Linked DNA regions of Mus musculus: region 1 is linked to region 2. A link is a loop called in an ENCODE intact Hi-C map of the cell type or tissue named here. Cell type or tissue: left cerebral cortex. All regions are shown on one strand. Links, peaks and the distances in the headings refer to the core of each region. The heading gives the core; the rest is flanking DNA. Region 1 overlaps Sorcs2 (sortilin-related VPS10 domain containing receptor 2). Region 2 holds the start of Gm52811 (a long non-coding RNA gene).

Region 1 (16,003 bases), core at 1,977-9,976, 130 kb after region 2:
ACCAATCAGACAGCTTTGTATGCTGCTTGCTTCCAAAGGGAAGAGCTGCCATCCTCACCAGACACGCCAGTGGGTCAGATTCTGCTCGTGAGGGTGAGATGCAGGATATGAAGCGACTAGAGGTGGGGACCACAGTGCCCTGGTTAAGATGGGAGCAGGGGTTCTGTCAGGCTGCCCAGGTGGAAGATGTCAGAAACTTCTACTACACAGGCATGGGTGTCCATCAGATGCCACCATCAGACAGAGATCTAGATGGGTTGAAACTCTACCGGGGTCAATGGCTTCTGAATTTCTTGGATCCGGGTTTGAAAGGTTTGGGGTTAAGGATTTGGCACCTTTGGGCAATTTTCTAAAAACATCCTTCAAAATGGTAGGTCAGTAGCAAATATGGACCCAGTGGAGTTAGGTCCCAATGCGACAACCCAAGAGAGATGTCCTTGTGAGAACACTGAACCACTGTGGGCCCCTTCAGTGTCCCCCAATGGAGCTGACACCTCAGCCTGCACCCGTGAGAGCTTCAGGTTCCTCTATGCCGGAGGCTCCACAAAGCAGTCGAACATCCTTTCTTCTTCTTTGCAAATAATTTACACAAACTCCAGGCACTTCTGGAAAATTTAGAGAGCGGTCCATGAGGTGGCCCCTTCCAAAGCTGGTGCCCATGAGAGACCAGGGAAGACCCCATTGCTGTCCCCTTCCTCTACTGCCTGCTTCACCTCCTTTTCTCCAACAACATGGTTCTATTTTCCTGCCAGGAAGTGGCATCTACACACTTTGAAGACATAGAGCCCAAGGAAGGTAACTTGAAGGTTACCCTCAGGGAAGCTATTTGTGCTGGAAGGTCCCTTCCAGATCTGGGTGGGTAGGCCCCCAAAAAAACAAGGCCCCAGAATCATTGCAGGCTCTAATTTACCTGTTCACCTGCTTCCAGGTGTTATCCAGCTCCCAGATTCCAGAGTCTGTACCCTGGGTGTGGGAGAGAATAGCAGGTCCTTACCCCAGGGGCCCCTCAAGGATTTCATGGCCTGAAAGAAGTAGTTTTCTATATACCCGGCATGGAACAGCAGCCAAATACCACAATCAAGGGGGGCAGGTGGGCAATGAGATCATCTGTCCTATCTGGAAACCACAGCACAGCCCATTTCTCCTGTGTCCCAGGGGAAGGACCCCTCTGCTCCTCCAGAGTACTGGAACCATGATTTAAGGGTTTCAGTTTCCTACCTATAACCGAAAAACAATGGGAGCAAGTGGGGGCATGTGTTCTAATATCTCTAAAACCCCCAAGTGTCCACAACCCATCCCAAGAAGGATGTCCTTATGAGGTCACTAACCCACCACCGATCCTTTCAGTGTCACCCATGGAACTGGAACCTCAGGCTGAACCCATGAGAGCTTCATGTGCCTCTATGCTGAAGGCTCCGTAAAGTCCTCTGCTGGCCAAAGCAAACATGCCTATAGGTTGAGCTGGGCCCCTCCACTAGCTGTGGAGGAAGGGGTGTGGCCCGGGCATCTTAACACCCAGGTGCAGCTGGAAAGCCTTGCTGTTGCCTGTGAGCTCTCTACCAAACTGGGAGGGACTAGACATGATTGAGCTTCTGACCTGAGAGGGTGACACACATCTTAAGCCATTTACTTAGGACAGCAGAAATAGTTTCAGAAGACAAGGGAAAGTCACACCACTTCCAAACCAGTTTCTCAGGGTGGCAATCCCTAGGCCACAAAAGAAAGGCCCAAGAAGAGCAGAAAGAGAGAGTGACTTTTTTGTAAGCAGGATTCTTTCGGACCTGGATCCAGTGATTCTCATCTCAAGAGAGAAGTTACTTGGGACACTGTCCAAGGCCATCCAGGCCAGCCCCCTGGGATTCTAGAAGCTGCTATCATTTTACAGTGATCTGGGGTCAGGGATTTGGGGAACACGACAAGCCTGAATGCCTGCTAGCTGCCAAGTTGGCTGAAAGTAATGCTGGCATCTGCAGGGATGAAGCAAGCCCAGGGAGGTCCATGCAGTCCTGGAATGGAGAAGCCACACCTGAACCAGAACATCTGGGTTCCCTAGTTCCCCTAATTGGGCCCAATTAGTCCACCCAGGACAGCACCCATGCCAGATTTCCAGAAGCTTCTACAGAGACCTCATGGCCTTGATTCCCTCAAACCCAGATTACAGCTCATATCAGAGGGATGCCCCCCCCCCCACACACACACACGGGTAAGTGGGAGGCAGATAACTCTGGAGGGCTTACAGGATCTTGAAACAAGATCACCTGTCCCGGTGCCTGCACATGACACGTCAATGTCCCAGGCACTGCTGACCTCTGTTGAGACTCTTTTAGGGAAAGCCAGGCCAGTATGGAGTTTTTGTATGACAGTCGCAGGTATTCATGCTGAGGGTTGCATGCCAGCACAGACAGCCACTCCTGTCACCAGGAGCGGTGTGATCATCACAGTTGGAGACTTTAAGCAAGCCACCAGATCTTTCCTTATGACCCCTTCCTCCCTCAGCACAGAGAACTGTGTATACCCAGGTTCCATAGCTCTGAGATCAGGATAAGCATCTAGGAAGGGCAGGCAAAGACATGAAGTCAACAGAGAACACATCTGGGGACAATGGGCTCCCAGGCCCGAATAAGTGAGATGGAGAACTTCCCCATAAGCCTTTCTGCCCAGAGATACCCCACTTCTTGGAGCTTTCTATAGGGTATGGGGAGCCAGAGATTCACTAACAGAACATTCCAGAACCAGGCACCCAGAACCAGTGTTACCATTTTCCAGGCCAGCATCTCAATATCCACCACCACACTCACATGGCCAACGAAGATATAAGGGCTAGGGAGGGTGACAAGCCAGGAGACCAAAGCTCTGGGAAAAGCTGGAAATGTTCCATTTGCTATGTCGGGCCAGCCATGCCCTCCCAAACCACTGCCCACAGACTCCAGAGCCCTGAACAGCAGGGAGCCACTGTGCTTCCACAGCTGTGGAAAGAGGGTTAAGGCAACGACTCTAATCCAGTCCGTATCTGGGAACATGCCTTATCAGCTTGAAGCTGGCCATGGTAGGGGAATTCACAGTGTTGACACTGGCCAATACTATACACTGCGGGTGGAGGGTGTCCTACTTTTCTAGGCCTGCTGGCTGCCGTACACTCAGAAGCACCCCACTGTTCTCGAGGCCCTGAGACACGAAGAGCCACAGAAAGCACCATGCCCAGAGGAAGTCAAGGGACACCCAGGCTTCCTGAAAGTTGCCCCAAGCCAGGTGTGGATCAAGCATGAAGGCTGGGTCATCCAAACGGAATAGACCAGGTTAGCATCTCAGGTTGAAGATGAAGGAAGGACTCCATTGCTCAATTTTCCATCAGCAGGAGGTGTGCAGGGACGGGGGCGGGGTGTGCGGGGAGGGACTGGGAAACAGTGGTACTAGCCCACAATCTATACTGGTAGCTCTCAAAGCACAGGGGGTGGGGATGGGGGCGATGAGATCTGGGGGTGGGATGTGGGGGGTACAGGACTGTCACTGTGAAGGGTGGTGTTCACTCAAACCTGCTACTTAACATGCCAGGCAGATGAGCCACATACAAGGAAACAATGCCAACAATGACATTTGAAAGGAAAATGACATTAATATAATGTCAAAATAATACAAAAATCTTAAGGATTGTATGTAATCCCAGGAGAGTGTGAGGAACTCAGCGGAGAGAAAACAACAGGGCGGGAATACCTCAGGAGAGTACCTCGGGAGAGAGATGCTTCAGGTGGAGCCTGCAGGCAGCTCTGGGAAGGCCATTCTGCTGGAAGCTGACATGTTAGACAGGTTAGAGGGCTCAGGACAGAACTGAGCTGGAGCATAGATGGGGAGTGGAGGAGGAGGGTGGTGGGCTGGTGAGAGCAAGAGAGGGCCTGGCTTTGGATGGCTAGCCAGGGGCAGGAGGTTGAGGCCCTAGTGGCTATGTCCAAGGGTCACATGGACTTCTGAGTGAGATGGAAGCCAGGAGCCAGTTCCAAGCGGGGCAAGAGGAAGGGTTCTGTTCTTTAGAAGTTGGGCTTAGGGGCAAGGTGGGAGTATGGGGACCTCACCATGACTAGGGCAGGTGCCCTGGTGGAAGTTTTAGGGGCTGGACAGGCTGAGATGTAGGAGAGATGGGAGTCTGAGCATACCACATAGGAAATGTGACCCAATCCCAGCTGTGACATATGGGCCTCTGCAGAGAAGCAGCTGTACTCGTGCCCCAGTGCAGGTGGGAATTCTGAGCAAAATGGACAAAGACTTCCTTCCATGGGGCCCAGAGTCAGTCCACAGGACACTCTGCTTTGCACGTGGGTGAACATACGGGGGCACCAGACTTGATTTACTTCTCCAGCTCTGTGCTGACCTCTGAGCCACGGGATGAGCACAAACTTCAGTCCAAACAGGCTAGCTGGGTTCCCAGGCCCCTTCCCTACAGGGAATCATCGCTGGAGCCGTGACTGACAAAGGCAGACAGAGAGGGGGTTACCAGACTAAGGCAGGATTTCCTATTTCACAGCAAGTGCTCCCTCTACAGCCAAACAAGGCATGTGGGAAGGAAAAGGTTCAGGCTACTAGATCTTCCTAAGGGAATGGAGGGGGTTTCAGTCCTCAGGTAAGGAGGAAGGAGATGGGGCAGAGCAGGGATAGAGGATAGTGGAAGATTGGTTACACCAGCTTGACACAGAGAGCCATCTTGAGTAGGTCTGTGGTGTACCATGCACACAATGTAGGGCAAGTAGCAGAAGGTAGCATGGGCTTGGCTAGAGCTATCTGCCATGTTGTCATGTGTCCTCTAAAATGCATGTGTTGGGATAATGATGGAGGCCCCCAAGGTGGCACTGGCAGCTTTATAAGGAAAAAGAAGAGATCTATTCACACATCTGTTCTGTCTTGACATGGAAGGCTGGGACAATGCAGTGGCCCTCATTGGAGGAACATGTGTTGGAGCTATACTGTGGCCCTTCAGTTTCCAGAACTCTAAGCTAAATAAATCTCTGTGCTTTGTAACTTATAGTTTTGGGTATTTTGTTACAACAACAGCAAACATGCTGAGATACAGCAGGTCAGTCCCATCCTGCCCTCGACTTCACCAAAAAGTAGTAAGAGATCAGAAGGGCAGCCAGAGGTCAAGCTGTCCTCTGCTGCCTTCCTCTCCAAGTGACCCTCTGGAGCCTGGGTACAGGAAACACTGTGATTCCCCCAGTTTATAGGAGACAGAGGACAGGAAGGGCAAATCAGAGCAGCTGTCTCTACAGAGGTGATGGGAACATGGTGACAGGAAAGGGTTGTAGAGTAGAGGTTCTGGATCCCTTGGGAGGCAAGACTGTGGCTCAGTCTCCACATAGTGGAGAGCAGTGTTGGGCCTGTCACTTTGGAGGTACATGCCACCCCACAGAGGGATCCACAAGAATTAGAAACCTGGTCCCTCTGCCCCATCACTGTAAGAAACAGGAGTTCCTCAGAGACTGATAAAGAATGGTGTCAGAAGCATCGAAGCTGGGCACTGGCCTATCCATTCTACATCCATTAATTGGACTCCCAATCCAAGGCCATACAGCCATCCTCATTCCATAGACAAGGGATCAGAGACAACTAGCAGTTTTCCTAAGGCCACACAGCTTATAAGAAGCAGAATAAGGATTTGAACTCAAAATTTCACTCTGAAAGCCTGGACTTCTGACTCCAGAAGAGATGGAGAAGTCATGAATGGGCAGGTGGAATAGGGTTAAACTGTCCCCTTTGATCTCACAAGCCTACTGCTTTCCACAGGCTCCAGCCAGCAGTCCTGATGGGGACCCAAGTAGAATTTTAAATCAAACGCAGCATGGGTGAGGAAGGTTCTGAGCAGCGGAGCCTGCCTGTGTAAGAGAGAACCAGGCACCAGGCCAGAGAAGACTCCTACACAGAGGGAAACAAAGCCAAACAGAAGCGATGGCAGCCATCTGCTGGTGAAACATTTCAAAGTACAGGTAGCCCCCTGCTCTCCTCGGGATGGTGGGCGCAGAGGCGGCAGGTGGCTCAGTGCCAAGCCTGTGAACTACTTAAGCTTCATGTGGCATCGCACATACCACACAGGCCTGGCAGGTGGCGAGTTCTGAATTCCGACACACTCCCTGGGGTGCACTGCTGTGAGCTTAGCTGGTGAGCAGGTTCTAAGCTACAAGGCAGTGGCTTGGCAGAGGCAGGAAAGGGTGTGGGGACGGGTGTACACAGGACCAAAGCCACCTTCCAAGGTCATGCTTGAGTTCCTGTCTCCTGTGTCCCGTGACACCTGCCTCTGGTTGGACAAGGGAGAACTTCTTGAAATTCTCCAGGTCCTCCAATGCCCATTGGCCTTCATCAACAAGACAAGAGCCCAGGACACTTTGTCTAAGCTCGTCCTGGGTAATGGGGTCTGGGTGTAGCCAGGCCTTGTGCATCAGAGGTGATAGGACCTTGTAGAGAGGGGGACTGTTGCTGTCACCATGTGCAGATGAGAATTTTGGGCATTGAGGAAGACATTTCCCAGTGTTCTACAGTCAGCCCATGGAGCAGCCAACTTCACACATGGGCCTGCTGAACATGATATGCACAGTGCCACAATGGCCAGGTGGCCATGGCAAATCCATCCCCAGGTGCATAAGATCTTTCTGATCCTCCCTTGCACTGGGGTACACAGGTGACCCAGGCTGGGCTAAGAAGCAGGACCTCCCATGAGCTATCTTTCCTGTGTTCTGACCTCCTCTGCCTGATGCAGGCACTGACTGGATGCCCAGACCTAGTCAGGGGTAGGGAGTAAGTAGAGCCACAATACAGAAGGAACCTGGGTCCATGCCATGCTTAAAGGAGAGCTGTCAGAGGACACTGGCTAGTAACTCTCCTAGTCATCTTTACATGCATACCTCAGGGCTGCTGGGCTACAGTTACCTGTACTGGTACAGCATGCCATGTCTGAGCCTAGCTTCTATGCTGCCCACCTCTACCCTACCCTTCTACCTCAGTCAGGCACCAGGGGTGGTGCAGACAACCTCTCACTGGGGAAGGGTTTACAATTCTCAGTTGCAGCATGTCCTTCACAGTAAGTCCAAAGACAAAGTGTGTGGAGAGTGTCTGAGATGGGAGCACTCTCCTGGGAGAGATCAGCCCCTGCATTCAAACAAGGGCTGCAGAGAGTCACACCCCCCCCCCCTCACCCTCAAAGAGGCTGAGAGAACAGTGAGAGAAACTCCAACGAGTCAGGCAAGGCCCAGCCATCCCTGGTCCGGACTCAACACAATGGTGATGATGGGATCACTAATGTAAGTCTCAAAGGCCACCCAGGCACCTCTACTCCCCAGCAATTCTCAGAGTTGGCCCTGACACCTTCAATGTCTATGGCCAGATGGTTCCCATAAAGAAACCCTGGTTAGTAGAAAAACCACCCCAGGATTGAAACCATCCCAGCTCCTTTCTTTGCCATTTGGACCCCACTGTACTATCCCTGGACCCCAAGACAGTCTCAGAAGCCTGGAAATAGATTCTTTTTAAAAATATTTATTTATTTTATGTATATGAGTACTCTGTAGCTGTACAGATGGTTGTGAGCCTTCATGTAGTTGCTGGGAATTAAATTTAGGACCTCTGCTCACTCCGGTCAACCCTACTTGCTCAGTCCCTGCTCACTCCTGCCCAAATATTTATTTATTATTATACATAAGTACACTGTAGCTGTCTTCAGACATACCAGAAGAGGGTGTCAGATCTCATTATGGATGGTTGTGAGCCACTATGTGGTTGCTGGGATTTGAACTCAGGACCTTTGGAAGAGCAGTCAGTGCTTTTAACCGCTGAGCCATCTCTCCAGCCCCTAGATTTTTCTATATACCTCTATGGACCTCTCCTTCATACCTCAGCCATGATGGAAGTGATGGCTTCAGTTAGTTCCTTCCTGGTGTTAAATCCATTTGCAATGATTCTCTGTCTGTACACAAACCCTTGCTCTGAACCCAGGATTTTCTTCTCTGTGAGTTGCTTTACCAATGAAACATACAGAAAGGATGCTATACAAGTTCTGAGCCTGTGTGTTTCCACCTTCCTGATCCCTGTTCTGGGGCTGTGTATGAGCCCAGGCTAACATGATAGAGGATGAGGGTCACCTCTATCATGCCATGTGCTGCAGCAAGCTCAGAGCTGATGGCAACAGGCTTGCTTATACAGAGCCAAGGTATGATGGCTAACATCCATTTTCACCTCAACAGGATCTAGAATCACCAGAAGCCACAATTCCATGCATGTCTGTGAGGCAATTTCCAGAATGATTTAACTAAAGGGAAGACCCATCTTACCCATGGGTAGGTAACACCGTTCTATGAACTGAAGCATGGGGCAGAGAAAAATGGGGAAAGTGAGCTGAGCACCAGCATTCCCCCCTCCTCTCTCTCTCTCTCTCTCTCCCTCTCTCTCTCTCTCTCTCTCTCTACTCTCCCCTCTCTCCCTCTCTCTCTCCCTCTCCCTCTCTCCCTCTCTCTCCCTCTCTCCCTCTCTCTCCACTCTCCCTCTCTCCTACTCTCCCCTCTCTCCCTCTCTCCCTCTCTACCTCTCTCCCCACTCTCCTCACTATCCCCACTATCCCCATTCTTCCTCTCTCCCTCTCTCTCCACTCTCCTCTCTCTCTCCACTCTCCCTCTCTCCACTCTCCCTCTCTCCCTCTCTCTCCCTCTCTTCCCACTCTCCCCTCTCTACCTCTCTCCCACTCTCCCCACTCTCCTCACTCTCCTCACTCTCCCCACTCTCCCTCTCTCCCCACTCTCCCACTCTCCCACTCTCCCCACTCTCCTCACTCTCCTCACTCTCCCCACTCTCCCACTCTTCCACTCTCCCCACTCTCCCCACTCTCCTCACTCTCCTCACTCTCCCCACTCTCCCCACTCTCCCACTCTTCCACTCTCCCCACTCTCCCCACTCTCCCCACTCTCCCCACTCTCCCTCTCTTTCTCTCTCTGTTTCCTGACTGTGGATGCAATGTGACTGGCTGCCTCGTGCACCTGCCACGGCTTTTCCACCATGAGGGACTGTGCACCCTCAAACTACAAGCCAACGCCAGACCCTTCCTTTGGTTGCTTTGTCACATATCACAGCATTGAGAACAGTTGCTAGTGAAGGTGCTCGGGGTCAGAGGCCGCTGTCCACAAGCCGGGTTTACAGAACCATAACTGCTTTCCACCCTACCAAGCAAGCCTTCCTTCTGCCAGGAGACAGCCACCCTAGGAAGAGTTATCTTCTTATCTAAATGGCCCTTCAGTCTCTCGGTTCCCCAGTAACATCAACAGCAGTCTCAACAAACCTGCCACATGTTCAGACACATCAGAGTCCCAGACCCCAAACCCAAGCACGCAGGAGAGAATGACCATGCCCAGGCACGTAGCCTAAGCAGACTCCAAGGCACAGGGTGATGCACACACAGGGACGGTGCTACAGCTCTGAACATTCCACATCTTTTTTACCTTAGTGGGAATTGAAAGTGACTCAGACATCCAAAACCAAGACCTTGGTTAAACAAACGATACCTTCTTTAGATCTGGGTATATTATACAGCCATTAAAAATAGCGGCTGCGAAAACATGCCAGAGCATAAGAAAATGTTTAATACATAATTCCTTTGGGATTCAACATTTATAAAACATGTATATATTTGCATCTTAAAAAGTCTGGAGAGAATATTCATCTTGGATATTAATAGTTTTAATCTCGTGGGGCGGGGCTAACACAAGGATTGCATTTATGCTTCATCTATTTTATAGTTTTTAAGAGTTCTGTGGTAATCACAAGTTATATTTAGCAGGGATTTTCTTTGTGGAGAATTTTCTAGAGGGAAATCTGTCAACACTCTTTCCAAGGTCCTCCCTAAATGATCATAGCTTTACCCAGTGTCCTGTATAAAGGAGCAGAGAGGTCTGAGTGCTGAAAGCCAGGGTGACACCTTGTGGGTGTTGTTCAGTTCAGTAAGACTCCAGACTCACTTCTGGCCTGAGACTCTGCTGGAGCAGAGAACACAAGAAGACCAGATCCTAGGAGGCAGAGGGTAATGACACAGGGAACATATAGCTGACTGTCATCCCAGTCCTGGGAGTAGCGGAGGCACTGACCACTCAGAGTGGGATGTGGGCCTGGGAAGGGCTTCTGGAGGAAGAAACAGAGGCTGCAGGGAGGCCCCAGCCCAGGGGTAGGTGATAACAGTAGTAGACAACTCCAGAGGGGGAGGTCCCAATGTCCAAGGAGGGTTTGAGCTCAACTCAGGCCACCAGGACCTTTTCCACCAGTGCTGTCTTCTATTCTCAAAAGAGAATCTAAGACAGTCATTGTATGTGGACCTAAGAGGTGGGGCTCATCTTCTGGGTCAATTGCCATCATAGTAGGAGAGAAGCCATGGCCCCTATACCAGGAACCACTCCAGGCAAAAACTACCAATAGCATGCTTTTGACCTGCAGGCCAGCTTTCTCCTGGGAGCTCTTTCGTACATGGAATGGCCATATCACAGTATAATTATCACTGTAGGGTGGCCATTCCAGCACACCAGGTCAAATATTGGGAATCTGTAGGTTGAGGAGGGATGAAAGAAAGAGAGGCATCTCCAAGGCCAGGGTAAAGTCCATGAGACTGAGTGTCAGGTCAACTAAGAGGCTATGTTATAGGCCTGGCCAGAATAGGACGGCACGATGCTGTTATTACCCTCAAGAGCCAATACTGCCCTTGGTATTTCTCTGTGATGTAGTTTAGGGTAACTGAACAATTGGTGACTACTGAAACTTGGCAGAGGTTTGCAGGAGGGCCATCCATGGGGATGAGGAGAAACTGGGCTGGGCACTGCACAGGTAGAGCCATCCTGGGAGAGAAAACAATCTTCTTCCAGGATGTCCTTCTTGATAGCCACCCTCTCTAATAGAGTGACATGTTTAGAGCTTCCCTGTTTTTCTAAGTCTCATGTCAGTGAGGACTATATCACACTGTCATGGGTGGTTTCCTCATCCCTATCCCTCTACTTAGAGTCTTGGGTACCACTCACAGTCGACTCTAACTGAAAGCCTAGATAAATGGATGACGAACAGATGAATAATGAATGCATGGGTGGGTGGGTGGATGGGTGGGTGGGGGATGGATTCCTGGATAGTTGTAGGTAGGTATACATGGTGAATGAAAAATCATGAATAGGTTAACAATGGGTGGATGGATGATGGAGGATAAAGGATGAATGAATGATGCATGGAATGGAGGATGAGTGGATGGACAGTAGATGGATTGGTAGATACAAGATGATAAATGGATAAGTGGGTAGATGGATAAGTGGAGCAAGCATGTATAGGTAGATGGATGGTTGAATGGATGATGAATAGATAATGATATATTAATGATGGCCGGGCAAGTGGAGAATTCATAAATGGAGGATGAATGGATAAGGGAATAGGTGGATGATAATATAGGTATAGATGTATATTTGATGATAATATATGAATGAATTGATAATAAATAGATAGATAATGAATGAGTGCATGGATAGGTGAGTTGATAGAGCATGAATGATGAATTGATATTGCCTTAGTTACTTCCCTGTTGCTGTAATAAAATACACTTACAAGAGCAACTTAAAGCAGGAAGGGCTTATTTTGGCTTACAGTTCCAGGGGAATACAGTCCATAATGGAGATGAAACTGCAACAGGCAAGGAAGGCCTGGTGGAAGTGGCAGAGGCTGCCTGGTCACACTGAATTCATACACAGAAAGCAGAGAATTAACAGGAAATAGGGACAAGTGTTCAGACAGGCCAGCCAATGAGGGACATTTCACATTCAAACCACATAAATGGATGGTTGAGTGAATGGATGGAATGGAGAATGGTGGGTGAATGGTTTGGTAGATGGATTCATGAATGATGGACAGTTATACAAGCAGTTGATGTGTGGAAGGGTGCGTGAGGAAACAGATGGTGAATGGGTGATAAATAGGTAAAGAGATGATAGAGCGGAGATGAATGGAAAGGTAAGAGGGATGGAGAACCATAGGTAGAGGAAGAGGAAAGGGGTGGGGAGGAAATTTAGATGGGTGGATGGGTAGGTGGATGGATGGATGGATGGTGGATGGATGGATGGATGATGGATGAATGGATGGGTGGATAGATGGATAAGGGGCTACAGGGGACTGAGAACACAGAAGGGTGTCTTTGAGTTTTCATAAATTTCATCCCTGGTTGGTCTGTCCCTCAAGGTACAATACAGTCTGGATTCCAACTTAGCCTCCAAAGTATTGGAATTACAGGTGTATTAGGCCCACAATTGCTGCTTCGTATCAAATGATTATTTATTGACTAGGCTCAAAAGCTTCCAAATCAGGGACTCTCTTTCGATCCCTACCTTCCCTGAGGCTTGAGTTTAACTCAGCTCTCTGTAGGGAGGGAGCTCATGAGAAGCCATGAGATAAAGCCATGGGGGAGACAGAAGGGATCTCTGACCCCTGAACAATTCGCAAACATTACAGACACCGTCTTTGTGACAAATGTCCTCTCTGGGATAAAAGCCATCTTTGTAATAGCTGTGGGAAATGGGTCTGGGTCGAGCCACTGGGATCCTTGGACAGAAAGTCCCTGAAATCACCAGGAAGGACAGGGACTGAGCAAAGATCAAAGCCAACTTCTTTGTGCATACACGCAGGCCATGCCAAAGCCCAGCAAGGCACTGAAACACCAGCCCAGCGTCGCAAGGCTGGTGCCCTCCAGATGCCACCAGGCCTCAGCACACTGCCCTTCAGTACTCCTCTCTAGGAGCTGTGGCTGCATTTACCCAGCATTCCCTGCTCTCAAAGAGCCATCAGCATCCCATGCTGTGCCAGTTCTGGATCTGGGCCACTGACAAATGCACGGTATTCCCTGGGAGTCACAGCTGCCTCATGGGCAAGTCCAACACCCTGCCTCCAGCTCTCTCCACCTCTCCTTTGGGAAAAGCAAGCTGGAGTATACACAACATGGCTTCTGCCTCCACAGAGGACACACTCCTCTTAATAGTGAGGAGTGTTGGGAGCAGTTGTCCCAGCTATAGAGTTTCAGAGTTCTGATCCCTCCCATGCGGCATTCACAGATCATGATATCGTGGCACAGTCTGTGAAAATATACATTGGGTGCCATTCAGGGGCAGAGCATGTGCTGTGTGTGTGTGTGTGTGTGTGTGTGTGTGTGTGTGTGTGTGTGTCAGGCCTGGGTTCTGACTGTGAAAAATGAGGTGTGAGGGAGATATTATGGAGAGATGGAATCAAATCTGATTTTAAACGCAATGCCATGCCGATGCAATGATGTCACAGGGAAAAATCTCAAGCCTCAGGTCTCTTGGAACATGAAAGCAAACGACAGAACAGATTGCCAAAGTGTGCTTTGTGGAACACCGCCTCAAGACTTAATCAACACAACAAAAGGTACAATAAAACAAAACGTGAGCATTTGCATTTAGATGTAAAATAAAAAAGAAGCGAAAATTAAACAAATTAATGGCAATTAGAATTTTTTAATGAAATGAATAAATATGAAAGATTATGAGATGACGGAAGGTGGAACGTTGCTTGGGACCTCAGCATGGGGGAGCAGGCTTCATTCAGAAAGATACTAAACAGTCTCCTTAGACTTCCTTCCTGCTGAGTGTGCCTACTAGTGTGCACAGCAGGGTCTTCCAGAACTGCTCCTGCCTCCTGTGATACCTGATTCCCACGCTCCTCTCTCACCACTGCAGATGACCCTGTGACCTACTCTGGCCCAGGAAGTTTCAGCAGATGCCACAGAGCAAAATGCTGGAACAGGCTCCGGTGGCTGCCTTGCCTTGGGAGCTTCAGTGTCCCTCACGTAGCAAATGTATCACGGTGGTCTCTGTCCTGTCCCTGTCATGGTGATGTGTACCTGGAGAAGGCCCAAGGCAGCAGCTTGAAGCAGGGTTTCCAGTCTCAAGTGGACCGCTCGCCATGCCCTGCCTGAAACAAGCCACCAACAGTCAGCCCAGGGCTCTGAGCTGTCTAAGTTAGGCACCGGCACACTCCTGAGAGACACACCACACCACAGCATTACTATCAGACAGAACATTGGTGCTTAAAGACTTAACTATGGCAAGATAAAGCATGCTTAAGAGAGAATGTCTTTGTGGGTATTGACAAGAGGAAGAGGCCCCAGGCTAGAGATGAGGGGACATTTAGAAGAAATACATCTTGACATTTGGGGTCCTAGAGATGGCTTGGTCCCCTTTCAAGGAAAGGAAGGGATGACAAAAGACTTAAGCAACTTGACAGAAGCAGGGGTATACAGCAGTGCCTGTGTCATACAGAGGAGACCTGTGACCATGAGAAGGAACATACCATCTCAGGAGGGCATCGAGTAATGGCCCTATAGCCCCTGAATACAAACAGGCAAGGTCTGATGATGTCAAAGATTTGCAGGGGTGAGTGACCCCACTGGCAAGCTGGCAAGATAAAGAGAGGAGACATCAGGCAGCCCTGCCCTATATCTGCCTGGAGAGGCAGCCCAGGGGGTTCACTATGGCTCCCAAGCTCGCTGCTAACCCTGACTGGAATACCAAACTCCCTAGGCATCAAGATCACCGCTCCATAATGGAGAACGCACACATCCGAGAGGATCCACATGCAACGTGAGGAAATTACCAGAATGAAGTCGAGAACATAAATCAAATGCCGGGAGCGGGATGATGCTATTCATATCAATTTTTAAAACAAGCTCATGTTTGGTTGTCTGATTACAGAGAGTCACGCATTGTCCTGAACCAATATAAATTGTGATTTATATGTTGTCGTATGTGTTTAAATTTCTGCTTTATAGGTAAGCTATAAAGCAAACTGGAATGGTCCACCCCAAGCTTAAGATGGAGATTGCTTCCAGGTAGACGCTGGGGAGAGGGGTCGGGGGCGTAGCAGAAGGGCAAAGGGTGAGTTTCATCTGAATCTATTGCTGTCTTTAAGAAAGTGTGACCTCTCCTGCAGAGAGGGAACCATTTAACATCTATGAACTAAGCTGGGTGAGGCCCTGCTGTGATGAATAGTGACACCCTGAATTCCACTACCTTCCTGGGGTGTACCTGCTCTCCCATCTGCTGACCCCAGGAACACACAGGACATCAGACTAAGTACCTCAGAGGTAGATTAGGAGGAACGGATGGAGATTTAATGTGCACTAGCCCGCCTCTGCCACCGCTCCCCAGGCTGGTGTTTTACGGCATTCTGCACTTTTCTCTATATGTCAAAGATTCCATAATTAAAGAGAAGCCAGGGGAAAGGGATGCTCTCCACCCCCGACAGAGAGGACAGGTTCCAGCCAAGCCTGGAGGGGAAGCCCGGATCATCCCACTCCAGTGCCACTGAGGCTGCTCCTGGCTGCCTGTGTAGCAGGCCCCAAGGTCTCATATACCTGTGGGATGCCACAGGGGTGGCTCTGGTAGAGTCCTCTGTCTGGGTCGTGGAAGTGTGGCCCTAATTCAAATTCACCTTCTTCAATAGCTACCTTCAATGTAGATCCTGCAGGCTGTAACCCAGGCGGGAGGGCAGGAGTAAGCAGGTAGACCATAGCCAGCTTTCTCCTGGCTCAGAATATGCCCTGCCTCCTTTCCCTGCTTGACAGCATCTGAACTGACTGTATTCTTGGGCTTCTCCAATAAAGACCTCATCAACATAAAGAATCTTCAAGATCCCAGGAGTGTTTCCCTAAAACCACACTATCTCTATGACTCAGGCACACATCCATGTATCCACCCATCCATCTGTCCTTCCACCTATCCACTCATCAACCCACTTACCCAGCTATTGTTCCATCCGGCTAGCTACATACAGACACGCATATGCACACATACACATATACACACATCTATATACCATCTATCCATCATCTCCATTCATTTGTTCACCCATCTGTCCACCGACCCATGCATTCAAGGCCAACGTGCATTCCGAGCACCAGTCAGTACTTGGTTATGGCATCCTGTGATCAACTGTATGGCCTTGAGAGGTCTCCGTG
Region 2 (16,003 bases), core at 3,535-11,534:
TAACCAACTTCAATCGATCCATTCATCCATCCATCCACTTATTTACTCACCATCTATCTCCCGCCCACATATCCATCCACCATCCTACTCAGCCAGGCATCTTTCCACTACCCCACATTCCTATGTACTAATCTGTTTGCTCATCTGGCTCCACCCCTGAACTCATCCATCTATTCATTATATATATATCACAGTCTATCCAAATCTATTCATCCATCCATCCATCCATCCATAATCTACCTATGGTGGTTTAAATAGGTATGGCCCCCAAAGACTTATGTGTTTGAATGCTTAGCCATAGAGAATATCTCTATTAGGAGGTGTGGCCTGGTTGGAGGAAATGTGTCACTGTGGGGTGGGCTTTGAGGTTTCCTATGCTCAAACTGTGCACACAGTGTGGCACACAGTCTCTGTCTGTTGCCTGCAGATTAAGATGAAGAACTCTCGGCTCCTCCATTACCATGTCTGCTGTGCACTGCTATGCTTCCCTCCATGGTGATAATAAACTGAACCTCTGAAACTGTATGTCAGTACTAATTAAATGCTCTCCTTAATAAGAGTTGCCTTGGTCATGGTGTCTCTTCACAGCAATAAAACCCAAACCAAAGCACTACCCATCTATCTAAAATCTATTCATCCATCTGTCCATCTATCTATCCTTCCCTATATTCATATATAATCTATCCATCCATCTCTCCATCCTTGCCTGTATCCATCTATAATCTATTCACCCAACATATAGTTTCAGAGAACACTTGATATTATTATAGTAAAATATAAATCCAATATACCTTCTCAGAGCTCAGCCCTAGTGTGTGTGGGCTGCAGATTGTGATCAAACAATAGCAGAAACATGCAATTGAATGTTAGCACCAGGGAAGGGGCACAGGATCGGAAAGAACATGAAGGGTGGGTCCATGCCTGTTGCATTTCAGGTACAGAGGTCTGATAGCCTGGACACATGCTGGCTTTCACACCTGTCCCTCTCCCAGGGGCTGATGAACAGCAGTTTCCGGTGGTTGCTGTCCAGGCCTTTGGGAGGGTTCAGATATGTACAGTCATAGACATAAGTACACCAAGCATGTCCATGTTTGCATGCAATGGGCATTCTAAGGACGGGCAGAGACTTAACCATAAAGATACAGCAATGCTACTTTAACCCAAGGCACACAGCAAACACCAGGACTAGGAAAGGGGGACCATTTCTCCCCAGAGACTCAGGGATACTCAACTTTAGCCCAGAGATACTAATTTTACACTTCTGGCCTCTAGGTCTGTAACAAGACACATTTTTGTCATTAAAACCTTTAAATCTATGGTCACTGCCCATCATGGATACAGGAAACCAAACGGTGCCCCTCCCTTGAGCATGTTCTAGCCTAAGGCAGAGGAGGGGAGGCAGAGGGCAAGGGCTTAGCATTATCTAAGACCTCCTTACCCGGCTCATAGGCCTCTGTGTGTCAAGGGCAGCTTACTCGATAGCCACAGTGTGGCAGGTACTGCATGTCTGCCACCAGGGCCAGGGACCCCTTCTGGGACCTTTCTCTTGCCTGTTATGTGGTATGGTGAAGGATTGGGAAGCTGGTTATTGTAACACACGCCATATGTGTGAGACTCCCCATGCTGATGCACAGCCACATGTGTGCAACAACAAAGGCAGAACTGAGGTTCACGCTCCCCAGCTCCAGCAAGGCTCTGCCTCATCACTTGGGGGTTCAGAGTCCCCTGACAGGAAAGCTGCTTCTGTCCCGATGTTCATCTGATTGGGTCATGTGACCTCACACCCCATTACCTTGCTGTCCTTGGTGTAGGCCAGCACCTTGTCCTCCTCCTTCGGGTGGAAGAGGAGCATCTCCACAAGGAAGGGGACAGGATACTTCTGGAACGTGGCGCCCTCATCAGTGCTGAGGAAGAGGCTCTGTTCCCGGTCACCGAGGGATGAGCTCACCAGGATGATCTGAAACACAGAATGTAAGACTGAAATCAGGGTCACTGTTAGGAGGTGCGTGCTCCATCATTGCCATTCCCTGCCCCCACCCCCACCCCTGAAGCTCCTCTGCAGGCGCTGTGGCAGAGCTGAAGTTTGACCTGGAATCCTGAAATTCAAGGTCTCTACTATAAAGAAGAGTAGGCTCAGGGGAGAGCTGAGACAGGTGCGGCTATCACTCAGAACATCTGAATGGGGATTAGATAGTACAGGTAATGTGTGAGATGGGGGTAATGGGGGTAGAGGTGCCTGTCTGCAGAAGAGAATGCTGTTAGGTTGGGTAATAGCCAAGATTTCAAAGGGGGATGAGGGGTTGACAGGGGTGGAAGGGCTATTGCATGGTCACTGCAGCCAGCTGACTAGTGTCCCCTGAAAACATGTACCTACATACTGACCCCCTGGGAGGGTGAGAATTGAGAATATGTCATGTCCTAAGATCTCCATGTTGTGTAAGCTGTGGGTTTGGAGCTGTTCTTTGCTTTTAAAACTTTATTTTAGCGCCAGGCAGAGGTGGCACACGCCTTTAATCCCAGCACTTGGGAGGCAGAGGCAGGAGGATTTCTGAGTTTGAGGCCAGCCTGGTCTACAGAGTGAGTTCCAGGACAGTCAGGGCTATAGAGAGAAACCCTGTCTCGAAAAACCAACCCCCCCAAAAAATCATTTTAGCAGCAGTATTTGTCTCTATTTTGAGCACAAACATGGGGGCAGGGTGACTGACTGTGGTGGGCATGTAAACAAGACCACCTGGTCAGCAAAATGACTTACTTCTAAAGGCAGAGAAGGTATCATTGTAGAGATTCACTAAAGTAAACTGGACCCTCGGAGTAAACAATGTCTTAAATCACAGCAAGAAAAACAGGCCAGTAAGTTATCAGACACACCAGACCTAGGAAAGGTTGCAACATCCTTACCTGGATGCTGTAAAGAAGAGGTTACCTGGTTTGGGGAGAGACAGGAGAGAGGGCCAGAGGGCTGGGAGAATGAATGGAAATCAGCTGGCAGGGGCAGAGGTGGGGGTATCTCTCAGATGTGCCAGGACCTGGGATGGGGAAGGCTCCCAGGAGTCTATGGGGATGACTTTAGTTGAGACCCCTAGCAGTGGGGACATGGAACCTCAAGTGGCTACTTCCTGTAGCCAGACAGGACCTCCAGTCCCAACCCATTCATTAAACTTTTGACTCAAAATTTGTCCTGTCTATAAGAAATGCAGGAACAAAGTTGGAGCAGAGACTGAGGGAATGGCCAACCAATAACTGGCCCAACTTGAGACCTACACCATGGGCAAGCAGCAATCCCTGACACCATTAATGATACTCTGTTATGCTTACAGACAGGAGCCTAGCATAACTGTCCTCTGAGAGGCTCTACCAGCTGCTGACTGAAAGAAATACAAAGACCCACAGCTAAACATTAGATGGAGCTTGGGAAGTCTTAGGGAAGAGTTGAGGGAAGGACTGAGGGACCAAAAGGGACTCCACAAGAAGACCAAGAACCAACTAAAATGGCCCTTGGGGGGCTCTCAGAAACTGAACCACCAACCATAGAGCATATAAGGATCAGACCTAGGCCTCCCCCAAACCCCACACATATGTAGCAGATGTGCAGCTTTGTTTTCATGTGGGTCCCCCAATAACTAGAGTGGGGGCTGTCCCTAAAGCTGTTTGTGGAAATCCATTCCCCTAACTGCCTTGTCTGGCTGTGGTAGGAAAGGACCACCTGCACAGGGTCGGTACCATGCACAGCGAGCTAAGCTTTCCCTCATCAACCATTCATGAAGAAAATTCCTCACAGGCCAGTCTTATAGTGGGCTTTTTCTTAATTGTGGGTCTATTTTCTCAAGTTAACGAAAAAGCAGGACCCCTACATATAAAGGTAGGTAGGTAGATATGTAGAGAAAAGCATTGCGAGCACATGTACACACACACACACACACACACTCTTCTGTGTGCACATGTACACACTCAACTGTTACCTGAGAGTTAATATTGTTAATTAAGATTGAAATAAAGAACCAGTATTCACCTTGAGCAGCTATCAAGGGAGTCACACTAGTTGGCAAACTGCCGCCAAAAGACTGAGGTAGCTTGTGACTTAAACACTAGTCAATGCATTCGGACATTGTAGAGAGACAAATATATGACCGTTTGTCTTCCTGATGGAGCACACTCACAACAGAGACATTACATGGGAATATGGTGACAGGTGCAGGACCTCAAGAAGAGGACATCATAGCTTTAGGGTAAGCTCAGTAGTAGTGTCTGTATAAGAGGGGACAAGGGCACAGAGATGGTAGCGCTAGCTGCTGGACACATGGAGCTGGAAGAGGCAGAGAAAAATTAATCCCTGGACCTCCAGGAGTGGAATCCAGGACACCCTCCCTTGAATGCCCAGCCCCACCCTGAGAGAGCAGCGCACACTCAGCCCCTGTCATACCCATGGTTAGCTGTGATAGGAGCTCTGCCCTGGGGTGAAGGGGGAGCCATCTGGCTTATGTTTGAACAACATGGATTGGGTTCTGCTGGAGGTGCTCCCAAGAGGCTCACAGGAGTGGGTCATTGGGAGACTCTGACAGCTTGGTCTTATGGGGACTGCCACATCCCTCTTTTCTATGTGCATACCATGCACCGCTGTGGAGCATCTGAAGTGACAGAAAACCCACAGGCTGGATGAGCACCCCAGGCCCTATGTTGCTCTCAAACCAGCAGATGAATGGGGATGGCTGGGATGGTCTGTGCCCCACACTGCATTCTGCCTCATCGAAGCTTCCCAAGGAGAAGTCACCCTGGCACTCAGCTTTGCGGTGGCCAAGGACCCTCAGGGAACCCTGCTGTGAAGCCTTCCCTGGGCACTGGGAAGCCACCTGACCCACCATCTTTTAAACTTCCTTTATGCCGCCAAATTCCCACAGACGCCAGCTCCTTTGGGCTGCTTGGGACTCGGTTCCACATCACAGACTAGTCAAGAAAGTTAGCTGAGACGCTGATGCCACACTGTGGGTCACAGAAGGGCTTCAGAGGTGAAAGGGGGAGTTGTTGAACTCCGCACAAGCCAGACCTTAGGGTCACTGGGCCAAGTCAGCTGGGAAAGGGACTCCAGCACACAGCATGCAGACATCGGGTGCCAGAGCCATTCGGCTCTGCCTCACTGAAGTACGTTAGGGCAGAGTGAGAACTGGCTCTCTGCCATGAACCCTCCAGTCCCCGTCTACTGTCTACTCCCTGATGGGAAGCTGGGACCACTGGCATCAGACCCCAGAAACCCTCCCAGCTGTCCATAGTTGCAGAAAACAGTCTACTCACACAGGCCGTGCCTTGGGCCCTTCTGAGTCTGGCTGCCCCGCCTCCCACTTGAGTTGTGACCTCTGGTGCAGTCATGGCTGACATGTAGTCACTTTCCTTCTCGTGTGTGTAGATGCAGGTCCTCAAGCGCGCACACACACACAAGCACACACACACACACCCCTCACTCTGGGCCACTCCACGGTGTAACTGTGTTGTATTCATAGAACTCTAAAAGGGAATTCTCATCCTCCTCTCATTCATGCTTGCTAGGTATGGAACAGGTACAGGAAGGGACCCAGATGTGAGACCATGCTCATGTACACATCATTCATCAGAAGGGGGCCAAGGTCAAGATCTAAACAACTGACATGCTCTGCAGGGTGTTATAGGAGGAAGGACACTGCTGGGTGGGGAGCTGGGCTGGGGCTGATTGGAGACCAGCACAGTTGAGGAATATGCAGCTTCCAGGGTGTGGGGCCCTGAGAGCAGCCTCTGTCTGGATATGGCTGTGACGGCCTTTCAGAGGTCAAGCTTATCTTGCGAGGACAATGATGGGCCCATGAGGCTCAGTGGGCTGCACAGCACCCTCTCTCTGCTCTACATGAGCCGATGATAATCCCATCATGCTTTCTTCCCTAGGAAATCCGATGAGCTTCCTTGGGACATTAATTAGTTTCCTCCTGCATGAAGCCCACTCTCTCTGTTCGCAAAGGCTTGGGAGGGACTCTGTGTAACAGGGACAAAGATATGTCGTCTGAGATGAGCCTGCAGGTGAGAAGGAGCTTAGTAACCCGGGGAAGGGTTGCAGAGTGGAGTGATGAAAGGATAAAGGGTGGGGAATCCCTGTGATTCCCCGTGTCACAGTGACTAAGTTTTTAGAAGCACGTGTCACTCTGCAGTGGCAAGTGTGTGCCAGTAAATGGGCTGAAGTGGTGAGTTAGGATTGCAGCTTTTGCTTAAATAAACTCATTTGTAGTGGTTCCAGACGTTGGCCTGACCAATATCATCTAAACACCACACTGGGCACAAGTGTCACTGGCCTCCTGGTTCTGTCCCAGGACCTTATAGCAGACACCATGGGATTAGATGTCAGGTCTCATTGGTTCCTGTCTGACGACATTTTAGGTTCCTCCCTGTGCTTTGACGATGTGGCAGTGGATAGGCACACAGATTGGTTCCTGCCGGTGTCCCTCCTGGGAGGCTCAGATGCTGAGTTTCCTACATCAGCCTGTGAGCTAGCAAAAACCACTGCAATGGTATTTGCTAGAAGATCCCAGAGAGAGGCACTGTCTTCAGGACACTGTGGTGCCTGTGTCCTGGCTGGCGGGTGACCCTCAGGCCCCTCTGCTGTGACTTGCTCTGCTGTCCTCTTTGTAGTGGGATCGTATCCTGCCTAGGTAGGGATGGAATTCTGCACAGAACAGGCCTCTCCCCCCCTGCTATTTACTTAATCATTCAGTTCTATCACCAGGGGATCATGAATATTTATTTTACACTTTGCATTGTAATTCATAAACTGTCTTGCTCAGAGCACCCAGCTGTAGCTCCCAGGACCTTTCTGTTCCTTTGTCCTTTCTTAGATCGTCCCAACTGTGTGTTGATTCCTGGACAAAAAGAGAAAAGACACAAGCCACCCAGACATCCTGTTTGGCTCACCTGTCCACTTGACATCCCTTTCTCCACCCCAGGCCTGAGATGCACGCCAATTGGTTTGGCCAATTCTGTGCCTAGAACCCACATGCTTCTCATTAAGGCTCTTTCCCATGATGCACGTGGCACTGCAACTGCTTGCTCTGGGCCTCCTGGTTGAACTTCACACTCTGAGCAACTCCTATTTTGTACCTCTGGTGACCATGGGCTCAGGGGTGGGTGGGCTTGGCAATTGGTCCATCCTGGGTGCATTGGGAATAGAATGTATGTATGAATGAGGGGATGTTGGCCCCACCTCCACCTGGACTCCCATGGGATCCTGCTTGTTTCTCTCTTTGGGAGAGCATTCTCATGAATATTCAAGTAGCCTAGAGGCCAACAGCCAGAGAGTCCCATTCACCTCCTCCTCCACACTGCTCCCGTTGCACGAATTAGTAAAGGTTCATTCGTTCACTTATTCACTCTTCTATGGTTGCTGAACCAGAGCGGGAAGGGGGCCTTCGCTGAGGAGGGGCACACAGGTAGCTATGCCTTGAATGGGTAGATTTGATTGGCTAACCAGGGTAGTGATGTGATGGACAGGGTTTCTAAGAGCGGGGTCTCTGGCCCAGCTCCCCTCTCCACCCCAGGCTGCTATCAGCCACCTCAACTATGTTTCTGTGGTAGACTGAGCCATTAGGCATCTTGCCTTTCTGGGTGTGTGCTGCTCCCTACATGGATGCAGAGGAAGATGGAGATAGCCCGACTCAGCCCCTGATGGATGCAGAGGAGGACGGAGATAGCCCAACTCAGCCTCTGGTGACTGAGACACTGGCCTTGAGCTTCCACCACGATTTGGGACCACATATCAAACCGAAATAGCTCTCTTCATACGTTCTGAGTGCAAACTCCCAGACAACAAAGCCCTACCTGCAGATGAACCCACACCAGTCAACCTGTGGGTAGGTAGGGTCAGGGCCTTCTTCTTACACCTGCTTATCAAACAGCTTCCTGTGCACAGAGGCTCTCTCTCCAGGAGACCCTCCCTGGTACAGAGTCAGTGCAGGTCCTTGGCCCGCATCCAGAATGGCCTGCACCGAGAGCCTTGTGGCTGTTTACGCTCTCTAGGGACATCTCCCCACAGCCTGGCAAAGCTGGGTCTATCTGCTCTAGCCATAACCCAGCCTAGACAACTCCAACTAACACGGAGTCAGTGCTGTGATTTCATTACTGATTAAGAGCTCTGGGCTTCGGCCACCATACCCTGAGGTGGGTCCAGGCCTCTGTCTAGGTGACCCTAAGGTGAATGCCAAGAACCCAGCAAGCTCACTGAGGTCTATTTTCAGCCTTAGACCTGGGAGAGTGAGCCAAGGAAAAAAGAAAGTGCTGACAAGGATGAGAGTTCCTGGGGCAAAAAGCAAATCAATTAGCAGCTCGTGGGCGGAGGCGGGCAGATTGCACTTCCAAATTGAGAGGCAGACTCTATTTTCAGTGGGGGTATTTTTACTACTTACTATTTTGGGGGAGACATATGGTACCTGAGCTAGGTCCTGGGGGCCTGTGAGGCTAGGCTTCCTGAAATCAGAGGTAACATGTTGAAACATGCTGTAGAAATATCTGACACATTCATTTGACTGATGGCTGGGCCTGAGCCCTAGGAAGGACTAGTAAGCTACAGGGCCCAGCACAGGGTCAGAGCTATGGGGCAGGAAATGGACTGAGGAGCACACACAACATACCTACCAAGGAACTGTGATTGCCTTCATTTCTCCAAGGCGATGCTGAGGCCAGAGAGGCCAAGGGCCTGGTGTATGGCTGCACTGACTTCTTGTTCCCCTGTACCACTCAACTAAAGCCAATGCCAATGCCAAGGGCATGGTTGCATCTGGAAGGCAACTAGCAAGCACCAGGGGTCTTGATACAGCAGAAGATTCTACAAAGGCCTTTCTCCCTACCCCGATGGCCAGATATGGCTTCCAGAAGTCTACAAGCCACCAAACACTGGGGATGGATTTCTGACCTTTCTCTACCCTGGTCACTGTCAGTGCACATGTGTCCTGAGCTCCTCTTGCAGCAAACCCCTCCTCCAAGGTACCTCTGTTCTCAAGGCCCGCAGAGACCAAGAGAGGACCTCTGTGTTCTGGAGCACAGGCCATGAGTGCTCCAGCTGCCCTGCTGCAGCAGACAGAAAGGTCAGTGCAGCCACACACGAAGGGCTTGGGGGCAGCTCCTGGCAGAGGTGGGGCACACTGGGTGGGTCTTGTGCTCCATCCTTGTTCCCTTGGTCATATCAGGAATACTGACTGCTTCGAGGTCTACATGTCTTCATCTGGCCTCCAGATTTAGTCCCGTCTCCTTCCTGTCTGCGGTGGTCCATGGGATACTAGTTTGAACCTCCTAGTTTGATATGCCTGTGACTGCTCCCCTCCAAGGCTTCCTGTGGCTTCCCTGCCCACCAGGTGCTGGATGTCACTTCCCTGTGGTCCACTTTCTGCCATGAAGCTTTCAGCCCATCTCTTCCAAAAGGTAATGTTAAACTCCTAACCTGCCCTAGTAACACACATCAGACTTCAGTCACTTACAGAAAACAGAAGAAAGTAAATGCCATCTTTGCTTGCCAGAGCCCTGTCTGGCAGCCCCATGGACCTTCCTTCCTGTCTCTCTATTATGTATACATGTATGATTGTGTATGTATGCTTACACACTCGTGTGTTGGGGGTTCTGCCAGCCTAAGCCTCAAGACTAGTATCACCTGTTTGCTGAGCCCTCCACCCCCACATGTTCCTGGCCAGCCAGATAGACCCAGCTGGGAATCCAGGAAGCTTGGTTTTGACTGCTGGAGAGGCAGACAGTGGCACCGCCCCCAGATCTGAAATTAGAACCTGCCCGAGTTTCATCTGAACCAGAGTGAGTCATGAGGAATGAGATTTCTCCAGCCCAATGCCTTTTCTTATGCCCCAAGACTTGCAGATGGGGGCTTGGCACCCTCCGGTGAGATCTCTGGAGTGGCAGGGGTGGTTATCTGTTTGGCCACCTCTGAGACACAGTGTACCTGAGATGCAGCCTTAGGTACACCAGAGGATGGGGCCTGTGGGAGCCAGGTGGGTTAGCTAAATGAGATTCAGACACAAGCAGCACACTGGAGAGGGTGGATGGGTGCTAACAATGCCTTGCAGTTGGGGTTCAGCCGCTTGGGTAGGGAATGAGTGACATGGACCACACACACTCCGACCTGCTGGCATGGGCAGATTGTAGGTGGTGGTATCATTAGCAGAGATCTGGACATGAGACGGGATGACTGGTTTGAGAAGATGATCAGGGGTCAGTCTGAGCCACTAAGGTTTCTATATCATACCCCGTGGAGAGAGAGAGCCTCAGGGTAAGGCCGGTAGGAAGCTGGTCTGGGGAGAGGACATCTGGGGACTACATGCCCACACCTGGGGCTGGAATTCAGATGTGGCTTGACTTATTTCAGGGAGGGTCATTTGAAATGTGCTTTCTCAGCTGTTTTGGAATGAGATAGTGTGACATGGAGAAGAACTGGCCAGGGTGCCACCCCATCCTCTTACCATCATGACGTACTAGAGCTAACTAAGAGCAGGGTCACTGGTCTCCCATAGATTCTCTGGGTTGGCCCAGGGCCTAAGAGTGTCACCAGCATCCTTCCCAGGACCAGCACAGGGTGAGAGGACAACTGGGAAAATGGACAGCAGTTTCCAGTCTTCTTACCCTCTGCCCTACGACCTTCATTCCAGCCTGTGACAGTCACCATGTGACCATCACCTCAGCCCATCTAGGCCTTCACTCCAGCTGTTCTATCTGCCATGTACAGAAGCCTCTGGTTCCCAGTATTAAAGTCCTTTCCCATGCCTGCTGTAGTTTCTGATGATGAAAAGATCTAGAACTATATTAGCAGTCAAAGGTCAAGATTTAGTCCATTCCCTTCGTCCTTGCTGAACAATGACCCAGACCTTTTCCTGTAGAACCTGTCTTTGGTCCTGATGTTTCTGACTTTCATCTTTGACCTACAAGATCCAGGACTTGGCTGCCTCATGATCATCAGCTCCTCCGGCAGCGTGAGCTTGCTGTGAGCTAGAGAATGCATTCCCGGAATCAAGGTGACAAGATGGAAATATGTGTTGGGACAGGATGCAGATGACACCTGTTCACAGCATGATTCCCAAGAGCCCTGAGCTCCCATTGTGCAGAATACAATCAGAACAGAGGATCAGAGCGCCCTCAGCCCCCAGCTAGAAACTGCTGTACTTTCTTAGAAATCCACCAGGAGCGCTTGCTGTAAGAGAAGAGTGCTCAGAGCATAAAAGCACTTGGTGCACAAACCTGATGACTTGAGTTCTATCTCTGGGACCACAGTGGAAGGAAAGAACGAACCAAGTTGTACTGTGGCCTCTACATGTGCATGGTGGTATACATGTGCCCACCCCGTCATCCCAGTAAAGAATAAACAAACATTCATCAGGAGCCAGCAGACCACAGCAAGACTGTCCATCCAGGAGCAGAGACACAGTTGTTCTTGCCGGGCACCCCAACTCTCCTTATTTGATATAATAGTTACTTTTCTATTGCTATTATCAACACCATAATCGAGGCAACTTGGAGAAGAAAACTTGGAGGTTTATGGTTTCAGAGGGTTAGAGTCCATGATGGCAGAGTCAGGTATGGCCACAGGAGCAGGAAGCTGAGAACCACAAAGCAGAGAGAGAGAGAGAGAGAGAGAGAGAGAGAGAGAGAGAGAGAGAGAGAGAGAGAGAGAGAAAGAGAGAGAGAGAAAACCAGAAATGCCACAAGTCATTAAACCCCCAAGCCCACTCCACTGACATACTTCCTTCAACAAGCTCACACCTCTTAAGCCTTCTTCATCAATAGAGGACAAGGATTCAAATGCCTGAGACTATGAGGGGGTGGGTTGGGTTGGGTTGGGGTAGGGGGTGGAATCTCATTGAAGCCAGCAAACCTGGAGAGGGCTTACTTCAGAGCTTATGAGTGAGGGGAGGGTGAGAACTGGGCCCATGGGTAGTGATTGACAGGATACGGGATACTGGGGTTGTGGAAACACTATATACAGGATTCCTGTTATTTATCTACACCAGCACCATGTGGGACCATCACAGTGACCAGGAGCACAACCTCTCACCCCCCATACCTGTCCCAATTCTGGGCAGGATGCATTCATAAACACAAACCTTAGTCTTTCATAACAGCCGGGGTGGGAGAATGCCTTTGTCTCTCTTCCAGACAGAGAAGCAGGAGCCTGGCGGGGGAAATGACTTGCCCAGGGTCACACAGTCATATGCTCTTACACAGATGCATGGATGGCTCTGTTTGCCGTGGCAGCCACCCAGCCTCTGTGCTAACACTGGGCTGATGAGCCCTCAGCGTTGATTTAGTAAAACAGCCACTCAAACACAATCACAGAATTGATTGTCAGCTAAGAGCTGGTTCAGCTTTAATTACTGACTTGACAATTGCTGAAATGCCAAGAAGTGTCCCTGGGCACACTTGTAAATTGAAAGGAAGAGGCACGCCTTTCCCTTGACCAGGGGCTGCCTTGAAACCTGGCACCTGATCGATAGTCATCGAAGAAGGCAGGCATAATTCAGGAGACATAAAAACAACTCACCACCCACATTCTACAGCCTTGATTTATGGCTAATCTTGTCAATAACATGAAGCTCGAGGCTGGGGTATTGTTGAGACCTCTGTTCTCTGAGGGGCTGTGCATGGAGGCCCTGGAGGGAATGTGGTTTAATTGCGTTTGTTTGCCTGTCTGAAGGCATTTCACAGACAATGCAAAGAAAACTATTCGCCTGGGCAGTGTGCAGAGGATGGTGAATCCTCTGGAGTGACTGTGTTTGCAAGATTGTCTTTTATCAGGACAGTTGTGTTAACTGTGTAAGATTAGATCAGTGAACAATTTGTTCATTCATCTGTCCTAATTGAACAGCAGAAAGGCAAGGGACTGCATGGTAGCACCGTTAGTGTTCTGGCTTTGCAGGGCTTGCTGAGCCGGGGTAATGGTGGCACTGTGGGAATGACAGGGCCTCTCAGACATTCTCATCAAATATTCACAAACCAGAGGCTAAGGTGTCATTGTCACCACTAGTCCAGGAGTGAGGCAGTCCAAAGTGCTGCCTCAGCTCGAGTGAGAGGCCATTCTGGTCGTTATCCCTGGAGGTGGATGATGGAGGCCTCAGAGCCAGTTGGCTTGCATGAGCTGGTCAGAGAACCCAGTGAAGATAGAGCTGAATGACCCACACAGCAGCTTCCTGTTGGCCTCACCACAGCTTCCTGTTGGCCTTCACTGGAGCTTCCTGTTGTACCTCACCACAGCTTCCTATTTGGTCCTTACTGCAGCTTCCCGTTGGCCTTCTCTATAGCTTTCAGTTTGACCCTCACTGCAGCTGTTTCCTTGGTTTCCTGTTAGGCTCTGACTTACAGCTTCCTGTTAGCTCCTTACCACTCTGTTGGCCCTCACTGCAGTTTCCTGCCTGACCAACCACTACAACTTCCTGTTTGGTTCTTACCACAACTTCCTCACCCCCTCAACTCCCCCACACCCACCTTCTGGTTTGGTTCTTACAGCAGCAGTGCTGTGAAGAGCAGAGAAGAACCTTACACCGGAAACCACAGTCTCCAGCCATAGCCAATACCCGAGTGACAAGGCAGTGGCACATTGAGTACTCAGCACGGACAACACAGGTGACAAAATAATCAGACTTGAATTAACACTTACTGTGTGTTAGGTCCCAAAGAAACCTGGGACCAATGGCTACTTGGGGTACCCGTTGGCGTCAAATCTGGCCACCAGTGTCTCCCAGCATAAGAAGTCCTGGCTCCTCTCAGCTCTTCTCACCCCTGCCCCCTGCCTTAAACCTTGACGCCTTTGGCTGATCTCTCCCTCATATCTATAAAAAAAACCCTTCTCCTCAACCATACCTAGGACAGTCCTGTCCTCAGGTTCATTCACTGTGTACCAGGACTGGATAGAATGCTTTCTGTGTCTTTTAAATGGCCCTCTGCTGAAGTAAGCCAGGTCTTGCAGACGTTCAGTTAAGTGTCTCTAAGGTCCACGTGATGAAGGCTTGATCCCTACCCTGTGTAGAAGTGGTGGGACCTGAGGGGGGGCTAGTGGGAGGAAGGTCACTTGGGGGTGTGACCTTGAAGGGGACATGACTCAGGCCTCTTTCTTGACATTTTCTCTCTGCTTCCTGGCCATCGTGGGGTCAACAGGTCACCTCTGTCACGAGCTCCTACCAGGTTATGCTGAGTCAGATCAGGTGTGCAGCAGCTGAACTGTGAGGCGTGGACAGCAGGACTGCGAGCCACATAAACTTTCCCTTAAGAAAGCAAAGATTTCATGTTGTAGCCCAACTTTTGGCTACGTTGTGGGTTCTATTTTCTTTCCTTCTCCACCCCTCTTCTTCTACCCTTTCAACCCCCTACTTCTAGGTAGGAGATTATGAAAGGATAGAGGGGGAAGGGGGCAACATTATCACTAGACTAATTCCTGCTGACTAGAAGCACTGAGTTCCTTGGGGAAAGTTTGACCTTCACCGTTAGGATATCTAATTTATTCTTTTCATCTCCTCACACATGACTACTTGACAAACCATGGCCTGCAGCGTTCAGCCACCAACCAGCCTACCAACCCTTTCCATTGGGGATCTAGCACTTATATACCCTGCTTAAAAGTCCCTAGAATTCCAAACATCACACAATTGCAGAAACTATCTGCATCTGGTAAAACAAAAACAAACAAAGAAACACACACACACCAAACAACAACAACAAAACATGCCTCTGCTCGAGCATGAGGCAAACTATAGTCAGCGGCTGTGGACAATCTGAAGCAACCCCACATCCCTATACCTGGAATTAAAACAAAAACATATTCCCATAGCATATCTCTCTCTCTCTCTCTCTCTCTCTCTCTCTCTCTCTCTCTCTCTCTCTCTCTCTGTGTGTGTGTGTGTGTGTGTGTGTGTGTGTGTGTGTGTGTGTGTGTTTAAAGAAACCAAAATTCTCACGACATCAAGTCTCTCAAGAGGGCAATGCTCAGGACCCAGAGACAGCAACTCCAATCCCAGGCACACTGTCATCCCTGGACCCGTGGCTCCAGGAGGTAAATGAGGAGGCAGTAACGCTAAGACCCAGCCTGCAGAAATGGGAAGGGTGCACACTGGGTGACCTTCAGCCCTTTGTGTCCATCCTTCCCTGAGCTGGAGAGTATGTTCAGCCCAGATCCTTGGCTTCACACGGCACAGGCTGGCTTGTGATAGGCACTGACAAGACAGGCAGAAACAAGCAACTCAGGACTCAGAGGAGGACTTAGTCCCATGCTGTCAGGCAGTGCTTGAACAAAACCTAAAGAGGCTGGATGGGTCAGGAGATCCATCCAGCAAGGTGATGGGGAGGGCACGAAGTGTGAGGAAGACAAGGCCTCTCGAGCTATGGAGAGGATGGAAGAGACAGGCCTGAGCCTACTGGGAGGAACCATAGGGAAAGTTCCAGGTTGCAGCTGTGTGACAGGGAAGCATCAAGCCACAGTGGCCTGGTGTCTTCTCTATGGCAAAGGCAGGGAATGAGGCAGGGAGATGGTGGGCAGAGATGGGACAGGGACAGAAATGGACTATGCTACAGGCCAGTTAGATCAGGACAGGGCAGTATCACAGATAGCTCAAATAATGGTGAGGATGGGAGATAAAACCTGAGTTTCTGCATGCACCAGCAGGCCCAAGCCTTATCAGTGGTGGGGTGTGGTCTCTCTGAGCTCTATTGTCAGTGATGGAGTATGGTGTCTCTGAGTCCATTGAATATTAATGGTAGGTTATTGATGCCTTGAGACATTAGTAGTGGGATATTCATGTCTGTATATTAATATCCAGTGATGGGGTTTTAGTAATGTCAACCATGGGGTTGTTGATGTTCTCATCTCCAGTGGTTATAACTGGTGTTCATAGAAAGAGATGGTGTGACTTCTAATGTTATCTTATAGTCCTTGAACATGACTGTGGTGGTGGCCACGTGTTTTATCAGTTCCTTCTCACCCTTCTTATTGGGAAGGGAATGGTGACACCATGAACAT

The links. Peaks named below come from ENCODE experiments on the same cell type or tissue, not always from the same donor. Only the 100,000 strongest peaks of a DNase experiment are listed, where the experiment ranks them.
Region 1: it touches region 2 in a loop (8-fold over the local background); 2 of 42 quality-filtered maps call a loop at or near these places.

The regions. Positions count from the first base shown.
Region 1 is chr5:36,207,498-36,223,500 of GRCm38, forward strand. All of the region lies in intron 2 of Sorcs2 (sortilin-related VPS10 domain containing receptor 2), which reads right to left. Among named protein-coding and RNA genes, the nearest start is that of Psapl1, 11 kb to the left of the region's middle. In left cerebral cortex, for the core only: CTCF peaks have their summits at 4,547 and 5,945 (motif pointing left); a DNase peak (open chromatin) is centred at 5,962.
Region 2 is chr5:36,076,082-36,092,084 of GRCm38, forward strand. It overlaps Sorcs2 (sortilin-related VPS10 domain containing receptor 2), which reads right to left. Exons shown (of 27, transcript NM_030889.2): 4 at 1,793-1,957. It overlaps Gm52811 (a long non-coding RNA gene), which reads left to right and starts at 8,902. Exons shown (of 3, transcript XR_003955892.1): 1 at 8,902-9,089; 2 at 9,192-9,423; 3 at 13,501-13,588. In left cerebral cortex, for the core only: a CTCF peak has its summit at 11,178; DNase peaks (open chromatin) are centred at 8,340, 9,748 and 11,128; H3K27ac peaks cover 2,045 bases.